Regions from separate parts of the Homo sapiens genome. Here region 1 is linked to region 2. A link is an interaction called in ENCODE POLR2A ChIA-PET data of the cell type or tissue named here. Cell type or tissue: GM12878. All regions are shown on one strand. Links, peaks and the distances in the headings refer to the core of each region. The heading gives the core; the rest is flanking DNA.

Region 1 (15,726 bases), core at 4,334-12,333, 63 kb before region 2:
AGCACAAGGGCATACACAGCTAGTGGCCCCTCTGGCTGCCGGAGGCCATACCACTTCAGGCCACCTGTGGGCCTGTGGAAGGATGGGAATGGCCTAGTGACAGGGCCAGGGTAGCAGCTCCGCCCCTGCCTGGGGAGGCAGAATCGGCACAAACTGGTGTGGCAGGGGCTCTCCATGTGAGCCCGGGTTCCTGGCAGATCTCATTTCCACCTGGTATTGCCAAGCAAAGCAGGTCTGAGGAACTCAGGGGCCTTCTCCCAGCTCTAAATGGCTGGGAACAAACTTCAGCCAATGGAACTGAGAATGAAAAAGGATAAGATATCCACACAGAGAAATCCAAATGTCTCAGGGTTGAAATGACTACACCTTAAGCCTTTGTAATTCTGTCAATTCCAAACACTCCTTTTTTATTTCTTTTGTTTTTGAGACAAGGTCTCACTCTGTCGCCCAGGCTACAGTGCAGTGGCAGTGGCACAATCACGGCTCAGTGCAGCCTCAACCTCCTGGGCTCCAGAGATCCCACCACCTTAGCCTCCTAGGTAGCTGGGACTACAGGAGCACACCAACATGCCCAGTTAATTTTTTGTATAGATGGGGTTTTGCCACGTTGCCCAGGCTGGTCTTGAACTCCTAGGCTCAAGCGATCCACCCGCCTCAGCTTCCCAAAGTGCTGAGATCACAGGCATGAGCCACCATGCCGGGCTGCAAGCATTCCTCTTTAAAGCAAGTACTCATTTTTCATCTTTACTTTGCACCACGCAACATGAAGATGCGGAAAGGATAAGATGCAATTTCTGCTCTCAAGGAGCTCACGGTTCCAGGGCAGGCTTCTTGACCCATGGTTTAGAGGTTGGGAACACAGATCAAGACTCAGGCTTCTAGACTCATTAGCTGTGTGACCCTGAGTACTTTCTTACTTCTCTGTGCCTCAGTTACCTCACCTGCAAAACACAGATAATAACAGAACGTAGCTCATAGAGTTGCTGCAAGGAATAAGTGAGTTAATACATATAAAGTGCAGAGAAAAGGCACGCAGTAAGCAGTACAGAGTGTCAGCTGTCATATAAGCAAGCATTATGTAGCATTAGCTTGTGGGTATTAACCCACATGACATGCATGATATTTAAAGGGACGCAACATATACCATGAAGTTATAATTTATGCACCCATGCACATGTCTGTTTTCAGAGGATGACAACCATAACGCTCAAGTTCTCAAAGAAGCAGAGCTGACAAAAAGCCGAGGGAGCGGGGCTAAAGGAAGGGTTCATGAAAGTTACATTGACTTGTGCCTTCATTTTAATCCAGCAAAGGGTAAAAGCTAAGCAGTGCTGTCCAACAGAACTTTCTGCAATAATGGAAATGTTCTCTATCTGCACCGTCCCAAAATAGTAGCCAGCCTCCACGTGTGGCTACTGAGCACTTGAAATATGGCCAGCCAGGGTGAATCAATGAATTTTTGGTTTAATTTTAATTAATTTACATTTAAGCAGCTATGTGTGGCTAATGGCTACTATTTTGAACATCACAGAGCTAGTCAGTCTGGGAAGAAAGAAGTCACAGGCAAAGACTGGATTACGCAATGATGCAAAACATTCCCTGATGTAATCAGAAATCATGAGTAGAACACCACGACGTACCCTGCAATTGTGAGTAGTGACGTGCGTGTACACTGAACCACAGCACAGAGAAGTCCAGATGCCGAAAGACAAGAGGGGCCAGGCCAGGCCGTGAAAAGCTTTGTGCGCTGTGGTCAGATTTGGGCTTGACACTGGAGACAGAAGAAATGTTCTGTACTAGCCAGGGTTCTCCAAAGAAACAGAACTGATAGGATGTTTATATAAGCATTTATTATAAGGAACTGGCTCGTGCAATTATGGAGGCTGGCAAGTTCAAAATCTGCAGAGCTCAAAATCTCCAAGTAGGCTGGAGACCCAGGAAAGAACTTACATTGCAGTTCAAGACCAAAGGCCGTCTGCTGCAGAATTCCCTCTTGCTCATGGGAGGTCCCTCTTTTGCTCTATTCAGACCTTTAACTGATTGGATGAGGACCACCCACACTGGGGAGGGCAATCGGCTTTACTCTAAGTCCACTGATTTAAACGTTAATGTCATCCAAAAACACCCTCGCAGTAACAACCAGAATTATATTTGACCACATATCTGGACACTGCAGCCCAGTCAAGCTGACACATAAAATTAACCATCACATGTACTAAAGTTTTTGAGCAAGACTATCAGTAGAACTCACTTTGGTAAGATAATTCAGCCGGGAGGCAGTAGGGAGGGATGGAGGTTTCAGGAGGCAGGAAGACCGGTTGAAAGGCTATTTCAGGCCGGGGGCGGTGGCTAACGCCTGTAATCCCAACACTTTGGGAGGCTGAAGTGAGTGGATCGCTTCAGCTCCGGAGTTCAAGACCAGCCTGTGGAACATGGTGAAAACCCGTCTCTACTAAAAATACAAAATTAGCCAGACATGGTGGTATGCACCTGTAAGGTGAGGTGGGAGGACTGTTTGAGTCTGGGAGGCAGAGGTTGCAGTGAGCCGGGATTGCACCACTGCACTCCAGCCTGGGTGACAGAATGAGAGACCCTGTCTCAAAAACAAAACAAACAAACAAAAAAAGGCTATTTCAATGCTCTGGGTAAGACATGAGGGATTGCACCAAAAAAGTGACAATGAGAAATGACTCATTTAGTATTTGTTAAAGTATGAATGAATGGATTCTGTGACTTTACAAAACACTCACTTTATGAGAAGCTAGCATTTCCTCACAAATCTCCAACACAATGTAGAATGGGAAAGGAGGTTTTCCATACAACATAAAGGGAGGGAAGTGATGTAGCAGAGAGATACAGGTAGTTACCATAGATACGGAGATACAGGTAGATACAGAGATACAGGCAGTTACTATATTTCCATGCTCAAAAGAGTCTTATGCCTGCTCTGTGGGTAACTTAAGCCCACCTTTAACTCCTTCTAACTCACAGCCTTTCTAGAAGATAAACTATAGTACCAACGTGGCAGTCTGTTAGCTGCTCCCAATATCCATTCCCCGCTTCATCCTTAAAACAACCTTGCCTGGCTAGCTAAAAGACTCCAAGTCAAGCCTCCCTTGCAGCTACCTGTGACTACCTGACCAAGTTCTAGCAATGAATGGAAAATGTGTTGTCTGGGACTCCCAAGTAGACTCTTTAAAATAGAAGGGACATATATCCCTTCCTCATTTCCTCCTTCTGTCCTGAAATGCAGATGTGATGGCTGGAGTTCCTGGAGCCATCTTCAACCACAAGGTGACGTGGAAGATTGGACTCAAATATTAGGATGTGAGCAGCAAACAGAACACTCGGTTTCAGTGACCATGAAATCACAGCACTAATTCCGGACTGCCTAATTTAGGTCCTCTGTTAGTTGAGAGACGGAATCCTTGTGTGTTTAGGCCATATTTTTGAGTTCTGTTGCTTACGATCAAACATAATTCCTAACTGATAGATGATACAGCTATTATTTTGTGCACAAACAATGTAGATTTCAAAATTTCAGGCCACATACCTTCACCCATATATTTTCCTATGGCCTTGGGTGTTGATATGGGGCTAGGCAGAAGAGGAGCCTACATAAACTAATACGGCATCTTACACCTCATGATTTCCTTCCAACAGCTGCTCTCAATAAAGGGCCCACTGTAGATACCTTCTACCACCTTGGATGAGTGCCCAGGTCAGTGTGAAAACAGACACCCCCCCTTCTCTACATAAGGAGAACCTTCACTAAGCTGGCCTTACCCTGAGATCAAGAGACTTAAAGAATGCAAAAACCTCAGAAGATTTTGATATGCCACTGCTTTTAGAAATAACACCAAGCACTTTCTCTGGGGTGTGGTGCTTTGACAAAGGGCTGGGGCATACACTTGGGGCTGACAGTGAATTGATGAGCACAGGGCATCTTTTTTTACTTCCATTTAAACCACTTCCTCAGGCCGGGCACGGTGGCTCACACCTGTAATCCCAGCACTTTGGGAGGTCAAGGCAGTTGAGGTCAGGAGTTTGAGACCAGCCTGGCCAACATGACAAAACCCCGTCTCTTCTAAAAATACAAAAATTAGGCTGGGCGCGGTGGCTCACGTCTGTAATCCCAGCACTTTGAGAGGCCAAGGCGGGCAGATCACGAGGTCAGGAGATGGAGACCACCCTGGCTAACAGTGAAATCCCATCTCTACTAAAAATACAAAAAATTAGCTGGGCATGGTGGCTCACGTCTGTAATCCCAGCTACTTGGGAGGCTGAGGCAGGAGAATTGCTTAAACCTGGGAGATGGAGGTTGCAGTGAGCCGAGATTGCGCCACTGCACTACAGCCTGGGCAACAGAGTGAGACTCTGTCCCAAAAAAAAAAAAAAAAAAAAAAAATTAGCCGGGTATGGTGGCACACACTCATAATCCCAGCTACTTGGGAGGCTGAGGCAGGAGAATCACTTGAACCTAGGAGGTGGAGCTTGCAGTGAACTGAGATCGTGCCACTGCGCTCCAGCCTGGGTGACAGAGCAAGACTCCGTCTCAAAAATAAAAATAAACCACTTACCCAAAATGAAACCTACAAAGTGAGGCTTCCTAACCAGAGCCCATCATTGCCTTAACTGAAGCAAACAGGTGCTCCATCCTCCATGAGAAGGTAAACTCCCCCCATGCCCATGAAAGTTTTAAATGGAAGAAACTAATAAATATCAAACTAATAAAGGCCATCGAGAATGGAGAAGGGGAAAGAACTGGTGGGAGGCAGAAACAGGAAGTGGCTGGAGAAGACAGGGGAAGACACAGCTGAGGAACCCACATTCCAGAAGATTCTTCAGAAGAGACCCAGTTGATGTGGCCTCCCATGAAGCCCTTCGGAATTCTACCGGGAGCTGACCAGCTCTCAGCAAAACCAAGCTAGTGAGGGTTGGGGTGGACAGAAAAAAATACTAGACCCAGCTCCTTATCTTAGAAACTCAATTTCGTCCCAGAAACACCAGGCTTGGGAGTAGCTAGAACAGCAGCATGAGCATTCGCATGCTTTTTAGTATCACTCAACTCTCCTGTCTGTGTTCACTTGTGCCCACTCAAGGCTACAGGCTAAGGAATGACAAAGTGGGAGCCAGGGTTCCTCCACAGCTCCACATGCTGTGGATTCAGGAACCCCAAGACAGGGCAGCTGACCCCAAAACTACTTTCTCTCTCTGGCTGATCAACACTACAAATTCCCTTTTGGTAGGGCTGCCAGATTTAGCAAATAAAAATATAGGCCTTCCAGTTAAATCTGAATTTCAGGTAAACAATTTTTTTAGCTTATGTACCAAATATGGCATAGAACAAATTTATACCTAAAAAAAAAAATCTGAAATTTAACTGGGTGTTCTGTATTCCCATGTTCTATCCGCCAATCTTACTTCTGGCTTAAACTCCACAAGGACATCCCACTGGGTAGAAATGAAAAGTCTACCTACAGCCTGCACTTCTAAGCATTTCCCACTTAGTGTAAAGGGTGTAGTTCTGTCTCTCACATGTGCAGAGGTTCCCACAGCATGATGAACCCTGAGTTGGGAATATGCAGTCCCACCAGGTTGGAAGCAGGGTATTCCAAGCTATGGGAATGTTTGTAAGTCAGAACCACTTGAAGCCCCAGAGACCATAAATCTCTAAGTCTTATCAGTCATTTACTTCTCAGCATGAATAATTTCATCAGATTCTTCAGGGTAGATTTTCATAGAAGTCACAACTGGAAGGGCTGGGGAAGAAGTAGAAAAGAAAGGAAGGAAAGCAGGGGCATCCTCTGAGTCAGGAAAGGAACAGAAGGTGCACCAAGAGTGCACAGCCGGGGCCCAAACCTCGTCACCAGGCAACATAAAAAGGCCAGCCTGTGTCGACAAAACTCGTAGCAGAAACACAACCTATGCTCTGATTTCCTTTCACTGAAAAATTAATCACTCTGCCACTCTTGCCAGGGAATGCCTGTGGTTTACAGAGGGGAAGGGGCTATCCATGTCCATGCAATCACTTTACTGAAAGCAGAGTACAGTTGAGAAGAAGGAAGGAAACATCTGAAGAGCATCATGGTTTCAGGGAACCAAACTCCACACCCTGTTTCCCCTCTAACCACTATGCTGTGGTGACAAACCACACCTGTTAGCTTCACAGAGAACACTGCCTGCCCAGCAGCACCAAGGGGGGCTCAGCCATGCCTCTGTGAATAGCAAAGGAGATAAGAAAAAGGGAGTTGCCCATGACAAACCTCCCAACTAACAAGGTGATGGAGGGCAGCTCCTCCAGCCCAGTGCTTCCTGGCTAAGACCTGCCTGCAACCAGTCCCCCACGCGGACTTCCTGCCACCTGCCAGACAGAATGGGGTTGAATGCAAATGGTTCATGGCATCACCAGAAAAGAAAACCTAAGCCAGGCGCGGTGGCTCATGCCTGTAATCCCAGCACTTTGGGAGGCCAAGGTGGGTGGATCACCTGAGGTCAAGAGTTTGAGACCAGCCTGACCAACATGGAGAAACCCCATCTCTACTAAAAATACAAAATTAGCTGGGCGTGGTGGCGCATGCCTGTAATCGCAGCTACTCGGGAGGCTGAAGCAGGAGAATTGCTTGAATCCGGGAGGCGGAGGTTGTGGTGAGCCGAGATCACACCATTGCACCCCAGCCTGGGCAACAAAAGCGAAATTCCATCTAAAAAGAAAAAAGAAAAGAAAACCTCAAGATCAGCAACACTCTCCCTGCTCCAGCCCCAGACGCCCGAGGCAGAGCCAGCCAAGCAGGAGGTGCAACCCTTCTGGCAGAAGCCCAAAAATCTACTTGTGTGTGTCAGGAGCCTTTGACCTGGGTCAAAAGCTGCAACACATCTCCTTCCTGACCCCATCCTAATTCAAGATTCCAAGTTTCCAAAGTGCAGCTGCTTCTTTCCCAGAATCTTCAGCCAAGACTGTCAGGCAGGATGTGATCTTTCAGGCGAAGGAGAGTTAAGAGTCCATGCTCAGTTCTTGCCATAAATCTCCAGGAACTCTGCTTTGAGACAGATGCCCTGTCATTCCACTACGTGCCCTTACTTTGGGCAGCAGGAATGACGCAGTTCCCAGGAACTGGCCTGTGGCCACCCAGGGGGAATGTGACCAGGGCCACAGGGAAGAACGTCACTGAGCCAGACCTCCTCACCCAAAGTCCCGTGGCAAGAACTGCCCCCAGGCAGGCAAGTGGCTCTGCAGAGATAAAGTGACGGGGAAGAAGGAAGGCATGACAAAGCCACACTGAAGTCCTAGCAGGAACAGGGCACCATGAGGGGAAAGTTCCCAAGGACTCCAGATTCTTGGAACAAGAGCTTCTCGGAACAAGAGCTTCTCAGTTACCCTAGCCAAGAAGAGGCAGGGGTGTGCAGGGAAATAACTGCACCAATGAGCTCAAAAACTGCCTTTAGTCCTAAAAGCCCATTCTCCTCAGATGTGCCAGAGTGTCTTTCAGATTTGCAAATAGTCATAAATGCCTCCTATGTGCCAGGCACCAGCCAGAACCAGGTAGACTTGGTTTAAACCTTCACTCCTGTCCTCGCAAGGTCTGTGATGTTAAAGTCCCCAAGCCTCAGTGATTATTCCCCCTCAGTATGATGAAAATAATATCGTCTTGCAGGCCGGACGCAGTGGCTCACACCTGTAATCCCAGCACTTTGGGAGGCCGAGGCAGGCGGATCATCTGAGGTCAGGAGTTAGAGACCAGCCTGGCCAACATGACGAAATCCTGTCTCTACTAAAAATACAAAAATTAGCCTGGTGTGGTGGTGTGCACCTGTAGTCTCAGCTACTCGGGAGGCTGAGACAGAAGAATCGCTTCAACCTGGGAGGCAGAGGTTGCAGTGAGCCGAGATTACGCCACTGCACTCCAGCCTGGGCGATAGAGCAAGTCTCCATCTCAAAAAAAAAAAAAAAAAAGAAAAGAAACAAGAAAAAGAAAAGAGTACCACTTTGCAAAAAGTACTCGCTGTAAGGATTAAATGAGATAATGTACATAAAAGACCTATGACCACAAACCCAGGCCCCTAGCACAGCCTCAACAAATCAGGGCTGCAGATAGCCCCTTAAGAGAACACAGACTCTAAGCCCCAGTTTCTTCTTCTGCAAAAGTAAGTGTGTGTGTGTGTGTGTGTGTGTGTGTGTGTGTGTGTGTGCGCGCGCATGTTTACGTAACTCCCCCTCATGCATGTAAAACACTTAGAAAGTGCCTGGTATACAAAGAGTGTTGAAATTACTCTTCTTCCTCCTCCCTTCCATCCTCCTTTCTTCCTCCCTTCCATCCAGTAAACTGTCACCGCCATACCACTGACTCCCATTTTCCCTGCATTCTGGATAGATAATTAACCAAGTCTGTTACAGTCTCCCTTCACATTCTCTTAGATTAGGCCACAACACCGGAAAGGTTTATGTAAAGGCCCAGTCTTTGGGCTCCAAGACTAGTTTCCTCATTCGTACTATAAGGCCAAAAGGGAAACAATGACAGCCCCCGCACAGAGCAGTGTGTGTGGCACCTAATACATCATTAGCGCTCAAAAAATGGCAAAAAATGGAGCTGCCATTAATGTAAGGACATCAATTTCTCAAACACAACCTAAGCCCCCTAACTCAAGAGCCTACCATGGCTACTTTGCAGCTTCTCAACCAAGTCTGAAGGGTAGGCTGAGGCGTAAGGCACCCTCAGCTGTCCATGCTGTTCCTTTCCTGACTGGTCCTTTAGCTCCCCTAAGCCTCTCTTTCCAAGGCTCTGGCTTCCTTACCCAAGTTCATATCTGCACTGACCCCTCCCCTCAGATCTCTGCTCTTCTGTCTTTACCAGCCACCCTTCCTCTTGTGCTTCGGAGTGTGCACAGTGTGTCCTTCCCCTCAAGCCTTTCCCCTCAAGCCTTCCTGATGGGCAGCATCTCCCGCCAACACACACACACACAGTGACACACTCCCTAGCTTCTTCCCTTTGCCATCTACATCAGAGCCACATGGTTCAGCGCACTAACAAATAAGCCTCTCCATGTGGCTCTTGGCAAATACAGTCAGTCCTCATTATTCACAGCTTCCGTATTTGTGAATTTGCCTACTTACTAAGCTTTATTTGTAACCCCAAAATCAACACTTGCAGTGTTCTTGGGGCCATCCATCGACATGCACAGAGTGGTGAAAAAATGAGCTACCTGATACATACGTTTCTAGCTGATGTCCAACAAGAAGCCACCCTGCCTTCTTGTTTTGGCTCTCATACTGTACACAAGTGTCCTTTCCTCGGTCCTTTTAGTGCTGTGTTTTTGACATTTTTGTGCTTTTTGTTGATGATTTTTCTCTATAAATTGGCCTCCAAGTATAGCAATTAAGTGCTTTCTAGTGCTCCTAAGTACAAGAAGGCTGTGATGCGCCTTATGGAGAAAATGCTTGCGTTAGATGAGCTTCGTTCAGGCAGAAGTTATACCACTGTTGGCTGTGAGTTCAGTGTTAATGAGTCAACAAAACGACACATGCAGAAAAAGGAAGAGGAAATTTGCCAATCTGAACATGAGTTCACTCAAGTAAGTGCTAAAGTAACATCCGCTGTGCATGACGAAGCTATGGAAAAGATGAAAACATGGCTGGATTTGTGGATTATCTGGCACTAAGCCTGAGAGGTCATGACAGATTAAAAAAGCAGAGTGGACAGCATCATCATGAGGCTAAGAGCCAAAGAAGTTTATAGTCACATCACCCAGAGTCAGGAGAACATTCAACCCTTTGCAGCTAGTGTTTTATTATCAAGAAATATTGCATATAATTGATTGTAAGAAACACACTAAATAAGGGGTCTTTAAACAGAAACACACATATAACAAGGTTATGTATTGATCAGCTGACAAAAATGTTGTGACCAGAGGCTCTCAGGAACCTAACCTCTATTTCCCCTAGGAGCAAAGCCTTGGTACTTGCTAATTCAGTGTCTGTGGCAACTTTATAGAATATGACTACCACAGATAATGAGAACTGATTGTATTTACCTCTGCCATAACACCACCTTCAAGAAGATGGGGCTCCTGGAGGATACAGACCAACTGTATACTCCACAGTGGCCACTGCAGACAAAGGGGAGATGCTTTTCTTTGCCAATCCCCTGACCTGCTATAATCCTCCCACAGTCTCACTCCATACCTCAAATGGGGAAATCATATACACACACACACACACACACACACACACCCCTATCCAGGTCAGTAACAAAGATTCTACTTTTGCTCAAAACAGCCCATCCCACACCCTTTTATAAGACTGCCATGAGGGGAATGTCAGCTCCACAAGGACAGGATCTCTGTTCTATGTTTGATAGGTCAACAAGTGGCTAGAACAATACCTGGCATATGGTAGGTGCTCAGTCAATAGCTACCGAAGAAAAGAAAATAATAAATTTTTTTAAATCCCCACACAGACATGTAAAGTAATAACCTACATTTGACATATCCTTGAGTTTATATCCTACCTTTGCAGAACATCAGCCTCTCATCCTCCACTTACGAAGTGTTTTTCCTTTTTTTTTTTTTTTTTGAGACAGGGTCTCACTCTTTCACCCAGACTAGAGCGCAGTGGTGCGATCACAGCTCCACGCAGCCTTGACTTCTCAGGCTCACGCAATCCTTCTACCTCAGCCTCCTAAGTAGCTAGGACCATAAGCAAGCACCACCATGTCTGGCTTCTTAAAAAAAAAAAAAAAAAAGAAATGGTGTCTCACCATGTTGCCCAGGGTGGTATTGAACTCCTGGGCTCAAGCAATCCTCCCACCTCAATCTCCCAAAATGCCAGGATTAGAGGCATGAGCCACCACTCCTGGCCATGGCAGGCTTTCTACAAACAAAATCAATGCCTAGAATTTCCCAACAAAGGATCACTATAATACTCTGTTCCTCTAGGATTAACATAATAGTTCAGGAGATTAATTGATATGCTCGACCCATTTCATTTCATTCAAAACACGATTCTCCATCCATTCAAGGCCCATGCCACACTATCCCTTTGGGCACAGAGTGCTTTTGATCAGTCAAAAGGTAAGTCAGCTACTCCCTCCCTCATCATTTTCGATCCTCCAGCACATTCTGCCCTCACAAATAACTCACTATGTACTCAACCTACCTGGGCTCACTCTTCCACCTGGCACAATCTCTCTATCTTCCATAGCCCCCTCCCAGCCAGGAGAGGCCTGTTTCCTCTTCTACCCACAGGTTCTTTGTGGTGGTGATCTTTTTTTTATTACAAGGCAGCAGATTCACCAGATACTCAACATTTGATAGAAAAATACATCTAGGATAATCTTACATTTATTGGATCCAAATGCTTTACATGTACTAATTCAATCGCTGTAGTAAATTGCAAAAGTAGCTAGAATAAGTTGCAGGTAGACTTTATCGTTCCCAATTCTTGAATTTGGACTGGCCCCATGACTGACTTTAGCCCGTAAGATGTTAATAAACATGAAACAAGCAGAGGCTTGAAAAGGGCTCACCCTTTTTGTTGCTGGAATCTCAACACTGTATGAAAATGACCAGGCTAGCCTGGTGAATGAAAGATACACGTGGCCTAGTCACCCCTGCTACCCTAGCTGACCACCAACCAACTGCTTGACAGATAAGGCCAAGGTCAGCCAGCCCCCAGCTAATCCATCAACTGACTGTATATGTGAGAGATCAGCTCTAAGCCTGAGATCAGAAAAACTGGCCAACAAAACCATGAGCTAAATAAATGTTTTAAGCCATTAAGTTTTAGGGTGGTTGGCTTCATAGCAAAAGCTAACTGATATACAACTTTTCTTTTTCTTTTTTTTTTTTTTTTTTAAAGAGCCAAGGTCTCACCCTGTCCTCCAGGATGGAATGCAGTAGCACAATCATAACTCACTGCACTCTGGAACTCCTGGGCTCAAGCAATCCTCCTGCCTCTGCCTCCTGAGTAGCTGGGACCACAGGCATGCACCATCATGCCTGGCTACTTTTTGTAGAGACTGGGTCTCACTACATTGCCTAGGCTGGCCTCGAACTCTTGGCTTCAAGCAGTCCTCCCGCCTTGGCCTCCCAAAGTGCTGGGATTACAGGCCTGAGATCCCTCAATTAGCCAACTCCATTTTATGGATGAAAAAAAATGAGGCACAGAGATTAGGTAACCTGCCAAAGGTCCCACAGCTTTTAAGAGGTGAGCCTACAAGTCACTCTACAAGTTTCAAATGTTTTCCCACTCATCTCCTTTCCTAAAGGAGGTTATATGTAAGACATGGCCTTATATAGCCCCACAGACACAAAACAGGCAACTTTCAGCACTAAATAATCCGCACTATTTTGCATTTGTGCTGCCCATCAAGTTTGCAAAGTGCTCTGCTCTCTTCTGACGCATTCCAACCATTCAAAAATAACAAGGGTTGCCCAATGTCCATGGATGAATGGATAAATAAAACGTGGTATATACATTCAGTGAAAGGAAATTCTGACACATGCTATAACATGGATGAATGTTGAGGACATTATGCTAAGTGAAATAAGCCAGTAACGAAATGACAAATATTGTATGATTCCTCAGTACTTATATGAGGTACCTAGGGTAGTCAAATTCATAGAAATAGAAAACAGAAGTGATGGTTGCCTGAGCTTGGGAGAGGGGAGGATTGGGGAGTTAGTGTTGAATGGGTACAGTTTCAGTCTGGGAAGATGCAAGGGTTCTAGAGATGGATGGTGGTAAGAGTTGCACAGCAAGTGAATGTGCATTCACAATGTGAATGCCTTAATGCCATCCTTAAAGAATGGTTAAAATGGGGGAGAGGCAAAAAAGAAAAAAAAGAATGGTAAAAATGGTACATTTTGTGTTGTATGTACCTTACCACAATTTTCTTAAAGAGGAGAAAAAGAAGGGTTGGGACTGATAGTGATAAAATGACAGGTCCAAAGCCACTGTTAGACCAGTCAGCACCCAGGGAGCCAGGTAAGCAAGATACACCCTGCTTTTCAGCGTCATTGATTCACATGGGCTCCGCCCTCATCAGACTGCTCCCCTACCATATGCTGAAGGCCAGATGGACTGGCAGATATGTCAAAGCAGCCTTAAAAACAAGCTTGGGCTCAAGGACAAAAACTCTCAAATCAAAGCCAGTGCCCTGCCCCCAACCTGGCACAGAAAACACACATCATGTTCTACCTCTGCTTGGCAGAAATTGGACTTGGTTTTCAAGATCACAGAACTGGATCTGACTCATTGGCTGAAAAATGAGCTCATATCAGGAAAAATAAAATCGATGCAAATTTTTAATGAACCAATACAATTTCCACCAGCTCAACAATTAGATTTTTTTTTTTTTTTTTTTTTTTTTTTTGAGTCAGGGTCTTGCTCTGTCACCCAGGCTGGAATACAAGAGAGACATCATGGCTCACTGCAGCCTTGAACTTCTGTGCTCAAGCAATCCTCCTGCTTCAGCCTCCTAAGGGCTAGGACCACAGGCACATATCACTACATCCAGCTAATTTTAAATTTTTTTTATTTCATATAGAGACAAGATCTCACCATGTTGCCCAGGCTGAAATTACAAATCTTTGTAAACTCTTCAAAGAAAATCAAGTGTGGGAGGTTTTTCCCTTTTAAGTACCCTCAACTGAGACACTGGATATTCCAGTGGATAGATAGACATGGATATTCCAGACACTGGAATAGACAGACATGGATATTCCAGACATAAAAAACCACCACTATGCTATCTTCTTTTTCTCCAAATGGCATACGTACTTTTATTTCAAAATATTCACAAAGTTAAGAAAAAGTACAGTACAAATAACTTTTTGCTCTCAACCATTTGAGTGAGTACCTGATGCTCCATCACCCCCCCAAATACTTTTTGTAGTTGTTATTTCCTACAAATAAGGACCTTCTCTCACATAATAATAATGTAACCATCAAAAGTGGAAAATGCATTGATACATGACTATCATGTAATTATCATTATTTCTTTTTTTTGAAAAAAATATGGGATATACATCAAATAGTAAGAGAAGGTACTAGGATTATTTTCTTCTGTCTATTTTCTAAATTTTCTACAATAAATTCTAATTTTTTAATGAAGCCGAAACCCAAGCTCATGCTGGGATTCCATTGTCAAACACATTATCTCACTTAAATCCTAAGGCCAACCTCATGAGATAGCCAGGGCTGTTCCCTTGACTGCCAGCATTTCATGAATGAGGATGCAGGGACTCTGGGGACGCAGTGCCTCCTGACTCAAACTAGAAGGAACTGCTATCTGAAGGAGTCTCTCAGGCACCATTTCCCTGCTGTACATAACCAGAGAGCTTTGTAAATATAAAAAGGAAGCGGGGGCGGGGGGACAAGAGGAAGAAAACAGGAAGTCCTACTTGGCAGCATCTGGAAGTGGACATCGCCCCCCTCACCATCAGGAAGGTGAGAGGAACATTCACACACAAACAAGCTCATCCATCTGGCCTGAGCAGCCCACCCTCCACAGAGATGAAATGTGACATCTGTGCCCTGCCTCAGCCTTTGAACATCCTTCCAGTTCCTTCGCTATTGACCAACAAGGTCCCTTGGGGTTGAGGGGTAGGAGTTAGATTAGGAATCTAACCTTTTCTACCCTGCTTCTTCCTGCCCACCTGCAAGAAGGAAGGAGATTACGGGGAGGGCTTGCAGGCATAAAGCCAGGCAGGATGCTCTCAACATTCATCTTGGGAGCTGCCCATTAAGAGTGACTCACTCATCCCCAGGACCTGGGCATCATCTGATTCGACCGATGACTCAGTGCCTTGCCCACAGGACTCAGTAATTGCCCTATTGTCCTCACTAGCCAAGAGAAGGGATGAAGAGATGGAGAGGAGCCACCATCCACTGCTTCCCAACAGACTAGGAGCCTCCCAGCCAGCTCCCTCCTACCTCTTTTCCCAACAAAGAAGATTTGGGGTGCAGAAGAGCAGGGAGTGGTGTGAAATCTGCTCCAGGATGTGTCACAGCCAGCTGGGGACCCAACTGCTAAACGGGATTTGAATGAACTCAACCCAGACGAGGCTGGATTTGCCAGTCATGCCACTCTCCATCTGCTTACCTAGCTACCAGGTGGGAAAGAGGCTGTGAGTAAAGGAGCAACGGAGAGGAAATGCTCATGACTTCAAGGGAGGGCAGGGGAGGAACCTCTGGTCTGTTGGTGGCTCCCCAACATCATTCACTAGTTTGTTCATTTATTGATTTATACAATATTTGAGCACCTTCTGTATGCTGGCATTGCAGATCCAGCAAGGAGCCAAACGAATGAAACTCTCTGCCCTTGCTGAGCTTCACTTACTGTAAACAAGTAAATTATAACAGGTCATATGGGGAGAAGCCCCACAGGGAAAAAGGAAAGCAAGGCATGGGGGCTGGGGCTGGCAGGGATGGTGGGCTGGGAGTTAACCATTTTAAATGTTAGCCTGAGAAGGCCTCATGGATAAAGGGATAGACATTTGAGCAGAAACCTGAAGATGAGGAAATCGGGCTATGAAAATACCAGGACATCGCCAAACAGAGGGACACCACCAAACAGAGGGAAAGGCAAGTCCAAAGACCTGAGGCAGGAGCACGTTTCACATCAGCACAGCCAAGGGAGTGACCTGAATCAGAGGACCAGCCTTGAGAAACCCCAACACAAAGCCCCCTAGAGCCATCTCTGCCCCCAAACCTGAGCTCAGGGACCA
Region 2 (12,475 bases), core at 4,116-12,115:
AAGACATGGAATCAGCCTAAATGCCCATCAACAGTAGAGTGGATAAAGAAAATGTCCAGGTTCGGTGGCTCATGCCTGTAATCCCAACAGTTTGGGAGGATGAGGCGGGTGGATCACCTGAGGTCAGGAGTTTGAGAGCAGCCTGGCCAATGTAGTGAAATCCTGTGTCTACTAAAAATACAAAAATTAGCCAGGCATGGTGGTGGACGCCTGTAATCCCAGCTACTCAGGAGGCTGAGGCACAAGAATCACTTGAACCCAGGAGGCAGTGAGCCGAGATCGCACCATTGCACTCCAGCCTGGGTGACAGAGTCAGACTCTGTCTCCAAAAAAAAAAAAAAGAGAAAGAAAAGAAAATGTTGTACATATACACCATGGAATTCTATGCAGCCATGAAAAAGAATGAGATCATGTCCTTTGCAGCAACATGGTTGGAGCTGGAGGCCATTATCCTAAGTGAACTAACACAGGGACAGAAAACCAAATATCACATATTCTCACTTATATGTAGGAGCTAAACACTGAGTACACATGAACACAAAAAACGCAACAACAGACACCGGAGCCTACTTGAGGGTGGAAGTTGGGAGGAAGGTGAGACTCGAAAAAGTACCTATCAGGTACTGTGTTTACTACCTGATGAAATAATATGTACACCAAACCCCTGCGACAGGAAATTTACATATGTAACAAACCTGCACACGTACCTCTGAATGTAAAATAAAAGTTTTTTTTTAACTTTTTCAGAGAAGTAAAGAAACAGAAGAATGACTACTCCATAGAGCAGCCAACTTTTTTTTAAAAAAAGGCATATATGGAATCATAACAGGAGCCATATTTCTGTCTTTGCCCATGAATTTATTTAGAATCCCAGCTAATATGGTTTAGATATTTGTCCCTGCACAAATCATATGTTGAATGATAACACCCAGTGCTGGAGATGGGGCCTGATGGGAGGCGTTTGGATCATAGGGGCAGATGTTTCATGGCTTGGTGTTGTCTTCATGACAGTGACTTCTCACAAGATCTAGTCATTTAAAAGTGCATGGCACCTCCCCCACACATGCTTTCTCTCTCTTGCTCCTGCTTTCACCATGTGACATGCCTGCTCCCTCTTTGCTTTCCACCATGATTCGAAGCTCCACAAGGCCTCCCCAGAAGCAGATGCCACTATGCTTCCTGTAGAACCTGCAGAACCATGAGCCAATTCAACCTCTTCTATTTTTAAAATAAATTACCGAGTCTCAGGTATTTCTTCATAGCAATGAAAGAATGGCCTAATACAGAAAATTAGTACTGAAGAGTGAGTGATTGCTATATAGGTACCTGAAAATGTGGAAGAGACTTTGGAACTGGCTAACAGGCAGAGGTTGGAAGAGTTTGGAGTGCTCAGAAGAAAACAGAAAAATAGAGAAATTTTGGAATTTCTTAGAGACTGGTTAAATAGTTGTAACCAAAATGCCGATAGGGATATGGACCGTGGAGACCAGGCTGACAAGGTCTCAGATGGAAATGAGGAACTTATTGGGAACTGGAGCAAAGGTCACATGTGTTATGCCTTAGCAATGAGTGTGGCTGCAGTCTGTTCATGTCCTAGGGATCTGTGGAAGTTTGAACTAAAGAGTGATGACCGAAGCTGGGTGCGGTGGCTCACGCCTGTAATCCCAGCACTTTGGGAGGCTGAGGCAGGCGAATCACAAGGTCAGGAGTTCGAGACCAGCCTGGCCAACATGGTGAAACCCTGTATCTGCTAAAAATACAAAAAATTAGCTGGGTGTAGTAGTGGGTGCCTGTAATCTCAGCTACTGGGGAGGCTGAGGCAGGAGAATAGCTTGAACCTGGGATGCAGAGGTTGCAGTAAGCCAAGATCACTCCACTGCACTCCAGCCTGGGCAACAGAGCGAGACTCTGTCTCAAAAAAAAACAAAAAAAAAAAAACAAAAAAAAAAAGAGTAATGACCTAGGGCATCTGGCAGAAGAAATTTCTAAGCAGCAAAGTATTCAAGAAGTGGCTTGGCTGCTTCTAACAACCTAGGCTCAGATGAGGGAGCAAATAAATGACCTAAAGTTGGAATTTATATTTAAACAGGAAATGGAGTGTAAAAGTTTGGAAAATTTGCAGCCTGGCCATGTGGCAGAGAAAGAAAAAGCTTTTTCAGAAAAGGAATTCAAGCAGCCTTTGGAACAACTGCTTGCTAGAGAAATCTGCATAACTAAAAGGGAGCCAAGTGCTAATATCCAAGACAGTGGGGAAAAGGCCTCAAAGGTATTTCAGAGACCTTCTTGGCAGCCCCTCCCATCACAGGCCCAGAGTCCAGAGGCCTGAGAAGAATAGTGTCATGGGTCTGGGCCCCACTGCCCTGCACAGCCTTGGGACACTCTTTCCACATCCAGGTGCTCCAGCTCCAGCTGTGGTTCAAAGTGGCCCACATACAGCTCAGGCCACTGCTCCAGAGAATGCAAACTCTAAGCCTTGGTGGCTTTCATGTGTTGTTAAGCCTGCAGGTGCACAGAGTGCAAGAATGGTGGTTTCTTGGCAGCCTCTGCCTAGATTTCAGAGAATGTATGGGAAAAGGTTGGATGTCCAGGCTAAAGCCTGCTGCAGGGGCAGAGCCCTCACAGAGAACTTCTGCTAGGGCAATTTGGAGAGAAAATGTGGGGTTGCAGGCCCCAAACAGAGTTCCAGCCAGGACACTGCCTAGTGGAGCTGTGAGAAGAGGCCACCATCCTCCAGACCCCAGAATGGTGGATGCACTGGCAGCTTGCACCCTGTACCTGGAAAAGCCACAGGTACTCAACTCCAGCCCACGAGAGCAGTCTCAGAGGTTGCACGCTGCAAAGCCATGGGGGCAGAGCTGCCCAAAGCCTTGGCAGCCCACTCCTCATACCAGTATGCCCTGGATGGTGAACATGGAGTCAAAGGAGATTATTTTGGAGCTTTATGATTTAATGACTGCCCTGCTGGGTTTCCAACTTGTGTGAAAACTGTAGCCCCTTTCTTTTGGCCAATTTCTCCCTTTTGGAACAGGAAGGCTTACCCAATACCCCCACTATATCTTGCAAGTAACTAACTTGTTTTTTATTTTACAGGCTTATAGGTGGGAGGGATTTGCCTTGTCTCAGATGAGACTTTGGACTTTTGAGTTAATGCTAGAATGAGTTAAGACTTTGGGGGACTGCTGGGAAGGCATGATTATATTTTGCAATGTGAGAAGGATATGAGATTTGGGAGGAACCAAGGGCAGAATGATATAGTTTGGATATTTGTCCCCACCCAAATCTCATGTTGAATTGTAATCTCCAATGCTGAAGGTAAGACCTGGTGGGAAGTGTTTGGATCATGGAGACAGATCCCTAATGGCTTGGTGCTGTCTTTGTGATAGTGAGTGCTTGTGAAATCTGGTCATTTAAAAGTGTATGGCACCCCCGCCTCCCCAATTCTCTCTCTCTCTTGCTCCTGCTTTCACCATGTGACACCTGCTACCCCTTTGCCTTCTACCATGATTGAAAGCTCCCTGAGGCCACCCCCAAAGCAGATGCCTCTATGCTCACTGTGCAGCCTACAGAACCACGAGCCAATTAAACCTCTTTTTAAAAAAAATATAAATTACCCAGTCTCCGGTATTTTTTTTTTTTTTTTTTTTTTGAGATAGAGTCTCGCTCTGTCACCCAAGCTAGAGTGCAATGGCGTGACCTCAGGTCACTGCAACCTCTGCCTCCTGGGTTCAAGCGATTGTCCTGCCTCAGCCTTCTGAGTAGCTGGGATTACAGGTGTGCACCACCACGCCTAGCTAATTTTTGTATTTTTAGTAGAGACGGAGTTTCATCATGTTGGCCAGGCTGGTCTCGAACTCCTGACCTCATGATCCGCCCACCTCAGCCTTCCAAAGTGCTGAGATCACAGGCGTGAGCCATGTCACCTGGCCAGGTATTTCTTTATAGGGATGCAAGAATGGCCTAATACACCAGCTCTGCTCTTTATGAAGCTATATGACTCTAAATCACTTAATCTGAGTGAGCCACAGTTGCTTCATTTGTCAACCAGTGATAATAGATCTACTTTACATTTGTGTATTAAATTAGCAAATGTAGATAAAGGTCTGTGTTCATGCTCTGAGTACAATACATGATAGTTATCATAAAGAACAATATCTATGAGTACACCCAGCCTTTCTCAAAAAGATAAAGCTATGTTATCTACTGTTAAGAAGGGTCTCAAAAAAAAAAAAGAAAGAAAAACAAGAAGGGTCCCAGATCTCCTGAGTTATCCTACCTCATAGTCAGGATTGCCTGTCTATCCATTTTAAGAATAATCTTGGCTGGGTGCAGTGGCTCACACCTGTAATCCCAGCACTTTGGGAGGCCGAGGTGGGCAGATAACAAGGTCAGGAGTTTGAGATCAGCCTGGCCAATATGGTGAAACCCCATCTCTACTAAAAATACAAAAATTAGCCAAGTGTGGTGGCAGGTGCCTGTAGTCCCAGCTACTCGGGAGGCTGAGGCAGGAGAATTGCTTGAACCCAGGAGGCGGCGGTTGCAGTGAGCGAAGATTGCACCACTGCACTCCAGCCTGGGTGACAGAGTGAGACTCCCTCTCAAAAAAACAAAACAAAAGAATAATCTTGGCTGGGTGTAGCCGTTTATGTCTGTAATCCCAGCAGTTTGGGAGGCTAAGATGGGAGGATCACTTGAGTTCAGGAGTTCAAGACCAGCCTGGGCAATATAGCAAGACCTCATTTCTTGCTAAAAACTTTAATAAAAAAATAGCGCCGGGAGTAGTGGCTCACGCCTGTAATCCCAGCACTTTGGGAGGCTGAGGTGGGCAGATCACGAGGTCAGGAGATCGAGACCATCCTGACTAACACGGTGAAACCCCGTCTCTACTAAAAATACAAAAAATTAGCCAGGTGTGGTGGTGGGCGACTGTAGTCCTAGCTACGCGGGAGGCTGAGGCAGGAGACTGGCATGAACCCAGGAGGCGGAGCTTGCAGTGAGCAGAGATCATGCCACTGCACTTCCAGCCTGGGTGACAGAGCAAGACTCCGTCTCAAAAAAAAAAAAAAAAAAAAAGCCAGGCATGGTGGCACATACCTGCAGTCCCAGCTACTTGGGAGGCTGAGGTGGGAGGATCACTTGAGCCTAGGAGATCGAGGCTGAAGTGAGCTATGATCACGCCGCTGCACTCTAGCCTGGGTTACAGAACAAAATCCTATTTCAAAAAAAAGAAAAAATGATCTTGCTGTCTGGGGAATCCTACAGTAGGCAGTATAATTTTAAGCAAGTACCCTTGAAGGTCACAGACTTTAGTTATTTTGTTATTTATTTATTGTTAAGAAAGGATCTTGCTCTGTCGCCCAGGCTGGACCGCAGTGGTGTGATCATAGCTCACTGCAGCTTTGAACTTACGGATTAAGCAATCCTTCCACCTCAGCCTCTTAAGTAGTTGGCATTACAGGCACATACCACCGTGTCCAGCCATTTAAAAAATTTTTTGTAGAGACAGAGTTTCACTATGTTACCCAGGCTGATCTCAAATCCCTGGCTTCAAGCAATCCTTCTGCCTTGGCCTTTCAAAGTACTAGGATGACCAGGTGCGAATCACCACGCCCAGCTGAGAGTCACAGGCTTCAGAAGGTCATCTGTCGGCATAGTAAAGTGTCTCCCATAAATGGGATCACAAGGCCTTCTGGCTAAGCAACCCCAACCTCTCCTCTACCCAGTCCCAAACCTCGCAGCAGTCATCCAGACTTGCTTTGGTTGCCCTATAAGTCCTTCCCAATGAGTTATTTCTGATTAGGAAGAACTTCTACTCTCCTCTTCTCTATCTTTGAAGACATTGGGAACTGCTCTACTGTAGAAATAACTACAGTCCCAATTTGGACCAGTTTGCAGCTTGGCTTTGAATGTTTTCAAAACCTCAGCTTAGACAAGAGGAAAAAATTCTGTCTCCAAGCCTTGCCCACCTCAACTTCCTTAAAGACTCTGACGAAGAGTGACAACAGGGCTAGGAATGACCATCTTTTTGGTCTGACTTTAGCTGGTGAAATTCACTGTACATAGAAATGCAAGAGCTGGAAGAGGAGGAACTCCAGTGGAAAGGGTCTTTCCATTGGCCCTGATGATGCACAAGCTGGCTTTGAGCATCCCATCTTCTTGATGTGAAGAAACAGCAGCAGAAGCTCTATCAGGTCAAGGGGCTGTTTCCATTTTTAAATGTTTGAGGTTTTTTTGAGTTGGGTAAAGAAGATAGCTTTAAATTCCTATTCATGAATAGCAGCAGATGCTGTTTGGAGTGTAGACCACTTCCCCTCAGCCTGACTAGGGTTTCAGCTGCAGCCAGAGTGGACATTCTCCATGCACGCTGGCAGCGCCCACCTCAGGCAGCTGTGGAGTCCCTCAACTTTTCCAACTCAGGTTTTATTGGAAGCTTCAGTAGTTCACTTAGTCCATACACAGAGCAGCCCTAAGTGCCCGGGCATGTCAACACTCCCAATCATTGGAGGAATAAGAAACCAGTGGGGGAAGGCCCCAGCCTCTGGCCCTTCAGAGGCACAATTCTGAGGTGTATTCTCCACAGGTCTCCAGCAACAGTGAGCCCTGGCTGCCCGCAACAGGAACCAGTGGAATCCTACATCCTTGCCTGGCCTATTTCTCCTCTTACTCTCCCTACTCCTCCTCTTACTCTCCCTACTCCTTAACTCCTACTTCCTAGGGTCCCCTTTCAAAAAGCTATCTATACCCAAGACCCAGGTCTTTCTGAGATTTCGTCTTTGGGATAACCTAAGCTAAGATATGCATCAATGCACATGTTAGGAGGTGAGTTTTAAAAAATTTTTTTTCTTTTTTTTACTTTTTTCCTCTTTTTTTTTTTCTTTTTCAACCATGGGAGACTCACTGGAGTCTTTGTTTCTGAATTAAAAAGGAAGTGTTTGGGGTTTTTTTTTAACATTCAGAAATAAAGTTGCTCCTGGAAAAGGGAACCTGTCACTATTAAGAAGAGCTGTCCTTCATGTGGAAGAAGTGGGAATTCAGTTCTGACTATTGGTAACAAAGTTAAGCCTTCAGGCTGACTGTTAATCTAGGCCAGGGCCTGGGCTGGAGAGGAGCAGCCTGGCTGATTGTGGTGTGGAGGTATTTCTTCTTCCCGGTCCTAGCGCTGGAGGCTGGAGGTGGAATGTGTAATGGGAAAAGGCTGTGGGTTGAGACTGAGACAAATGTTGAAAACAGATCATAGAGACCTGGGAAACCTGAACTGAGGTTACAGAGTAAGAGAAAAAAACAGGCAAGACAGGCTTATGGAGTGGGAGGTGGTCTGGAATCATTTCAGGGACCAAGGGTGAAGGCCAAGGGAAGGCCTTCTCCCCCTTCCTGACATTTGTGCGAGGGTCCTGCCATGGAACAATGCCCCTAATAATCCCAGTAGACCTAATAACAACACTTCCCCCAACTGTGGATCTATTTGCATGAGAGAAGGAAAACAAGGGGATGAAGAGGAGGAGATAGGGAGATAGGGAAAACAAGCATTTGCGCCCAGTAAGAACACCTGCTTTCCAAGGGCATAATTGTAACCCAGGGAAAGGAACAATAAAACAAAGACTCACCGTTACCAAAGGGGATTTCCAAGAACAAAAACAACCAACAATAACTGAGAAATCAATCACTTGCCTTCCTTCCTGCTGACTTTTGTTTTTTTTTTTTTTGAGACGGAGTTTTGCTCTTGTTGCCCAGGCTGGAGTGCAATGGCGCGATCTCAGCTCACTGCAAACTCTGCCTCTCAGGTTCAAGTGATTCTCCTGCCTCAGCCTCCCAAGTAGCTGGGATTACAGGCATGTACCACCATGCCCAGCTAATTTTGTATTTTTAGTAGAGACAAGGTTTCTCCATGTCAGTCAGGCTGGTCTCGAACTCCCAACCTCAGGTGATCTGCCCACCTTGGCTTCCCAAAGTGCTGGGATTACAGGCGTGAGCCACCGCGCCCAGCCTCCTGCTGATTTTATAAGGCTGTTTTTTTACCATTTTACTTAGATATGTGGGTCTACAGAGGAGGTGTAGTTATAGTGTTTCTGGGGAAGTAATATTTTTCCAGATGCTACAGCCACAGACCAATTTTTATAATAAACTTTATTTTATGGAGCAGTTTTAGGTTCACAGCAAACTTGAGTGGAAAGCATAGAGCATTCCAAGTATAGAGGCTTAGGGTATAGAGATGTACCCCTGTCCCCAAACATGGACAGCCTCCACTCCATCAACATCCTGCAGCACACTGGTGCCTTTGTTACAATCCATGCACCTACACTGACACATCACTATCACCTGAAGTCCATAGTACCTTAGAGGTCACTCCTGGTGCTGTATGTTCTATGGGTTTTGACAAATGACTGTTACATATCCACCATTATAGTGTCATACAGAATAGTTTCGCCACTTTAAAAATCCTCTGTTCTCCTGCAGAGTAATTTTAATTCCACAAGAAAGCTGGGCGGTCAGCTACAAGTACAATTGTCAAAATTGGATGGTAAATAATTTTTAGCATATATCAGACTCTCCTGGAATTGATAGCAGATTGGAACCCACCAATATAGCTGCAGAATAAGAATCCTGACTGGGACTGGGTGTGGTGGCTCACGTCTGCAATTCCAACATTTTGGGAGGCTGAGGTGGGACGATCACTTGAGCCCAGGAGTTCAAGACTAGCTTGGGCAACATACAGAGACCCCATCTTTACAAAAAATACAAAAATTAGCCACGTGTGGTGGTGCGTGTCTGCAGTCCCAGCTACTTGGGAGGCCGAGGAAAGAGGATCATGTGAGCCCAGGAGTTGGAGGTTTCAGAAAGCTATGATGACACACACACCTATACTTCAGCCTGGGTGACAGAGTAAGACCCTGTCTCAACATAAAAATAATTTTAAAAAAAGAATCCTGACTGTACTTCAAATGGTCGCATTATCCAAAAGTGGACAACCTCTATCCCACTCCCAAGCAAACCAAATCAAAAAAGCCCATCAAAGACCCCAAGATTTTCCCAAATTGTAGGTCTTTATCTGTGACATTGTAATTTCTACCATCTAATACTAGTAGCTTTAGTTCAATAATTATAATAATCAGATCAGGCTGGGCATGCTGGCTCACACCTGTAATCCCAGCACTTTGGGAGGCCAAGGAGGGCAAATCAACTGAGGTCAGGAGTTCAAGCCTGGCCAACGTGGTGAAACCCCATATCTACAAAAATACAAAAATCAGCTGGGCATGATGGTGGGTGACTGCAATCTCAGCTGCTGGGGAGGCTGAGGTGGGAGGATTGCTCGAACCCGGGAGGCAGAGGTTGTAGTGAGCTGAGATCACGCTACTGCACTCCAGCCTGACCAACAGAGTAAGACTCCGTCTCAAAAAATAATAATCAGGTCAACTACTGTAGACTATCACAGCTGTCTTTTTGCAAGGATGGGATGCAGTTTCCTGATAAAGGATATAACCTTTCATCTTAGTTAAAATCCTTTCTTCATAATTCTGAGTCTCAAAATGCTTTTCTGCAATGTTAATTTCCAACACCTGCTTTATGAGCCGACCATAGCAATTTAACTCCCAAGACCTGAAAATGAAACTCACTGAGTACATTAAAAAAAAATTATCAGGATCATGTGAAAAACTAATTTTTTTTTTTTTTTTTTGAGACACAGTCTCACGCTATCACTCTATCATCCAGACTGGAGTGCAGTGACACAATCATGGCTCACTGCAGCCTCGGCCTCCCAGGCTCAGGTATCCTCCCGCCTCAGCCTCCCAAGTAGCTGAGACTACAGGAATGTCCCACCACACCAAGCTAATTTTTTTTTTAAAAATTTTACAGAGACGAAGTTTCGCCATGTTGCCCAGGCTGGTCTCAAACTCCTGGGCTCAAGTGATCCGCCTGCCGCCCAAAGCGCTGCAATTACAAGCATGAGCCACCACGCCCAGCCGTGAAAAATTAATTCTTAAAAAAGGTAAGGATCAGCGTTGAGTGTGCATTTACAGAACAGAATTCAACAGATACCTTTGTTTCTTTTTTTCTTTTTCTTTCTTTCTTTTTTTTTTTGAGAGAGTCTCACTCTCTCACCCAGGCTGGAGTGCAGTGGCGCGATCTCAGCTCACTGCAACCTCCAAGTTCAAGTGATTCTCCTGCCTCAGCCTCTCGAGCAGCTGGGACTACAGGCGCATGCCACCACGCTCAGCTAATTTTTGTATTTTTTGGTAGAGACAGGGTTTCACCACATTGGCCAGGTGGGTCTCAGAATTCCTGGCCTCAAGTGATCCTCAAGCCTCAGCCTCCCAAAGTGCTGGGATTACAGGCGCATGCCACCACACCTGCCTAATATCTGTATTTTTAGTAGAGATGGGGTTTCACCACAATGGCCAGGCTGGTCTCAAACTCCTGACCTCAAGTGATCCACCTGCCTCAGCCTCCCAAAGTGCTGAGATTACAGGCGTGAGCCACACACCTGGTCTACAATTTTTTTAATTAAAAAAAATTTGTTTTGGCTGGGCACAGTGGCCACCTGTAATATGAGCACTTCGGGAGGCTGAGCCAGAAGGATCACTTGATCCTGGGAGGTCAACACTGCAATGAGCCATGATGGTGCAAGCTGCACTTCAGCCTGGGCAACACAGCAAGACCCTGTCTCTACAAAATAAAAATAAATAAAAAATTTAGGGGCATGATGGCATGCACCTGAGTCCCAGTTACTTAGGAGGCTAAAGTGGGAAGACCCCTTAAGCCCAGGAGTTTGAGGTTATGGTAAGCTATGATCACACCACTGCACTCCAGCCTGGGCAATAGAGCAAGACCTCATCTCTGGAAAGAAAAAAGTGTATCTGTGGCTCCCATTGTATTTCTGTTGGACAGTGCTGCTGCTATTTGTCTATATAGTAAGTACTCAGGAAGACAATTTGTTGGAAGAAACATCAGGAGGCCATTTTTTTTTTTGTAATCCCAAAGTGCTGGGATTACAGGCATGAGTCACCGTGCTCGGCCCTTTTTTTTTTTTTTTTTTAGATGGAGTCTCACTCTGTCACCAGGCTGGAGTGCAATGGTGTGATCTCAGCTCACTGCAACCTCCGCCTCCTTGGTTCAAGCAATTCTCGTGCCTCAGCCTCCTGAGTAGCTGGGGTTACAGGTACACAACACCATGCCCAGCTAATTTTTGTATTTTAGTAGAGATAGGGTTTCACCATGTTGGCCAGGCTGGTCTCAAACTCCTAATCTCAAGTGATCCGCCTGCCTCAGCCTCCCAAAGTGCTGGGATTACAGGTGTCAGCCACCACACGCAGCCTCAGTCTCTCTTTTAAACAGATTTATTGTATAATGTATATATCATAAAATCCAGTTTGGTGAGTTTTACTAAATTTATTGTCATGCAACCATCACCACATTTCTGTTTAAGACAATTTCATTGCCCTAAAAACTTTCCTTGTGCCATTTGTATTCTATCCCTGCTCTCAGCCACCACTAGGTAACTCCTGATCTGCTTTCTATATCTATAGTTTTGTCTTTTCTAGAAATTTCATATAAATTAGATCATACAATATGTGGTCTTTTGTGGCTTCTTTCACTTTAGCATATTGTTTTTGAGGTTCATTCTTATGCACTGTGCTTTTCTTGGCAGTCTCAATTTTTCAGCCTACTTTTAGAGAAAACAAAAATGAGTGGTAGAAAATCTGGGGAAATTCCTCAGTAACTTGATCTGAGCCTAGAAAAGTTGCCAAGGTTAATAAAAAACACCCTGAAAGTTCCATGTCACACTGGGATTGATTTTAAGGATACTGCTCATCTCTCTTTCCTCCTTGTTTTTAAAAGAAAATTGACTGTGTTGGCAAAAGTACTCATTTCCTCATTTTACCTTCCTGTTCTTGTCTATAAACTTACATAATTTATACATTATGTACTCATAGTGTAGATACAAATGTGGCATTCTGTATTTCATTTTCTTTACCATAAAATGTTTTTAAAAGTAATGATCATAAACTTGCTGACCAGCATGCACACTCTCACCTGGAAAACTGAACAGAGGTAACTGCTTTTTATGGAATTTAACAAGACAGTCATTCATTTATTTAACAAAATGCAAGCTCTTACAGCTCTACTTTATACTGAACTCTAACCAGATGAATCTAACATCCCACGGTCCTAAGATTTTGCATTACAAGTCATGCTATTTGTTTAAATAACAGGAAAAAAAAAAAGACAGAAACACTTTAGGAAGCCAATTTTCCTTGCTAATGAGCAGATACTAAAATAATGAGTATCTTCTGACTACCTTCCTCAAACCACTGAAAAGTTTACCCATTAATCATATGTGAACTTTGAAGCGTGGGTGGCTGGAGCTTCTCATAAGCACATCCTTAAAGATGAAACCACATATAAATTGCTAAAGGAATCACCCGGTGAAAGTCAGACTGTGATTAGTAGGTATGGGGAGGAAGGAGAAGTTGAAAGACCC

The links. ChIA-PET counts read pairs that join two places held together with the same protein. Peaks named below come from ENCODE experiments on the same cell type or tissue, not always from the same donor. Only the 100,000 strongest peaks of a DNase experiment are listed, where the experiment ranks them.
Region 1: POLR2A ChIA-PET joins it to region 2 with 13 read pairs; 10 of 35 experiments call an interaction of 5 or more read pairs at or near these places.

What each region holds. Positions count from the first base shown.
Region 1 is chr3:15,286,142-15,301,867 of GRCh38, forward strand. The region is part of intron 3 of SH3BP5 (SH3 domain binding protein 5); the gene reads right to left. Among named protein-coding and RNA genes, the nearest start is that of SH3BP5, 39 kb to the right of the region's middle. RefSeq lists a silencer at 2,196-2,371. In GM12878, for the core only: no CTCF peak of the experiment used is centred there; a DNase peak (open chromatin) is centred at 6,160; H3K4me3 peaks cover 2,572 bases; H3K27ac peaks cover 2,424 bases.
Region 2 is chr3:15,349,242-15,361,716 of GRCh38, forward strand. No RefSeq gene overlaps it. Among named protein-coding and RNA genes, the nearest start is that of SH3BP5, 23 kb to the left of the region's middle. In GM12878, for the core only: no CTCF peak of the experiment used is centred there; DNase peaks (open chromatin) are centred at 7,600 and 11,760; H3K4me3 peaks cover 334 bases; H3K27ac peaks cover 1,561 bases.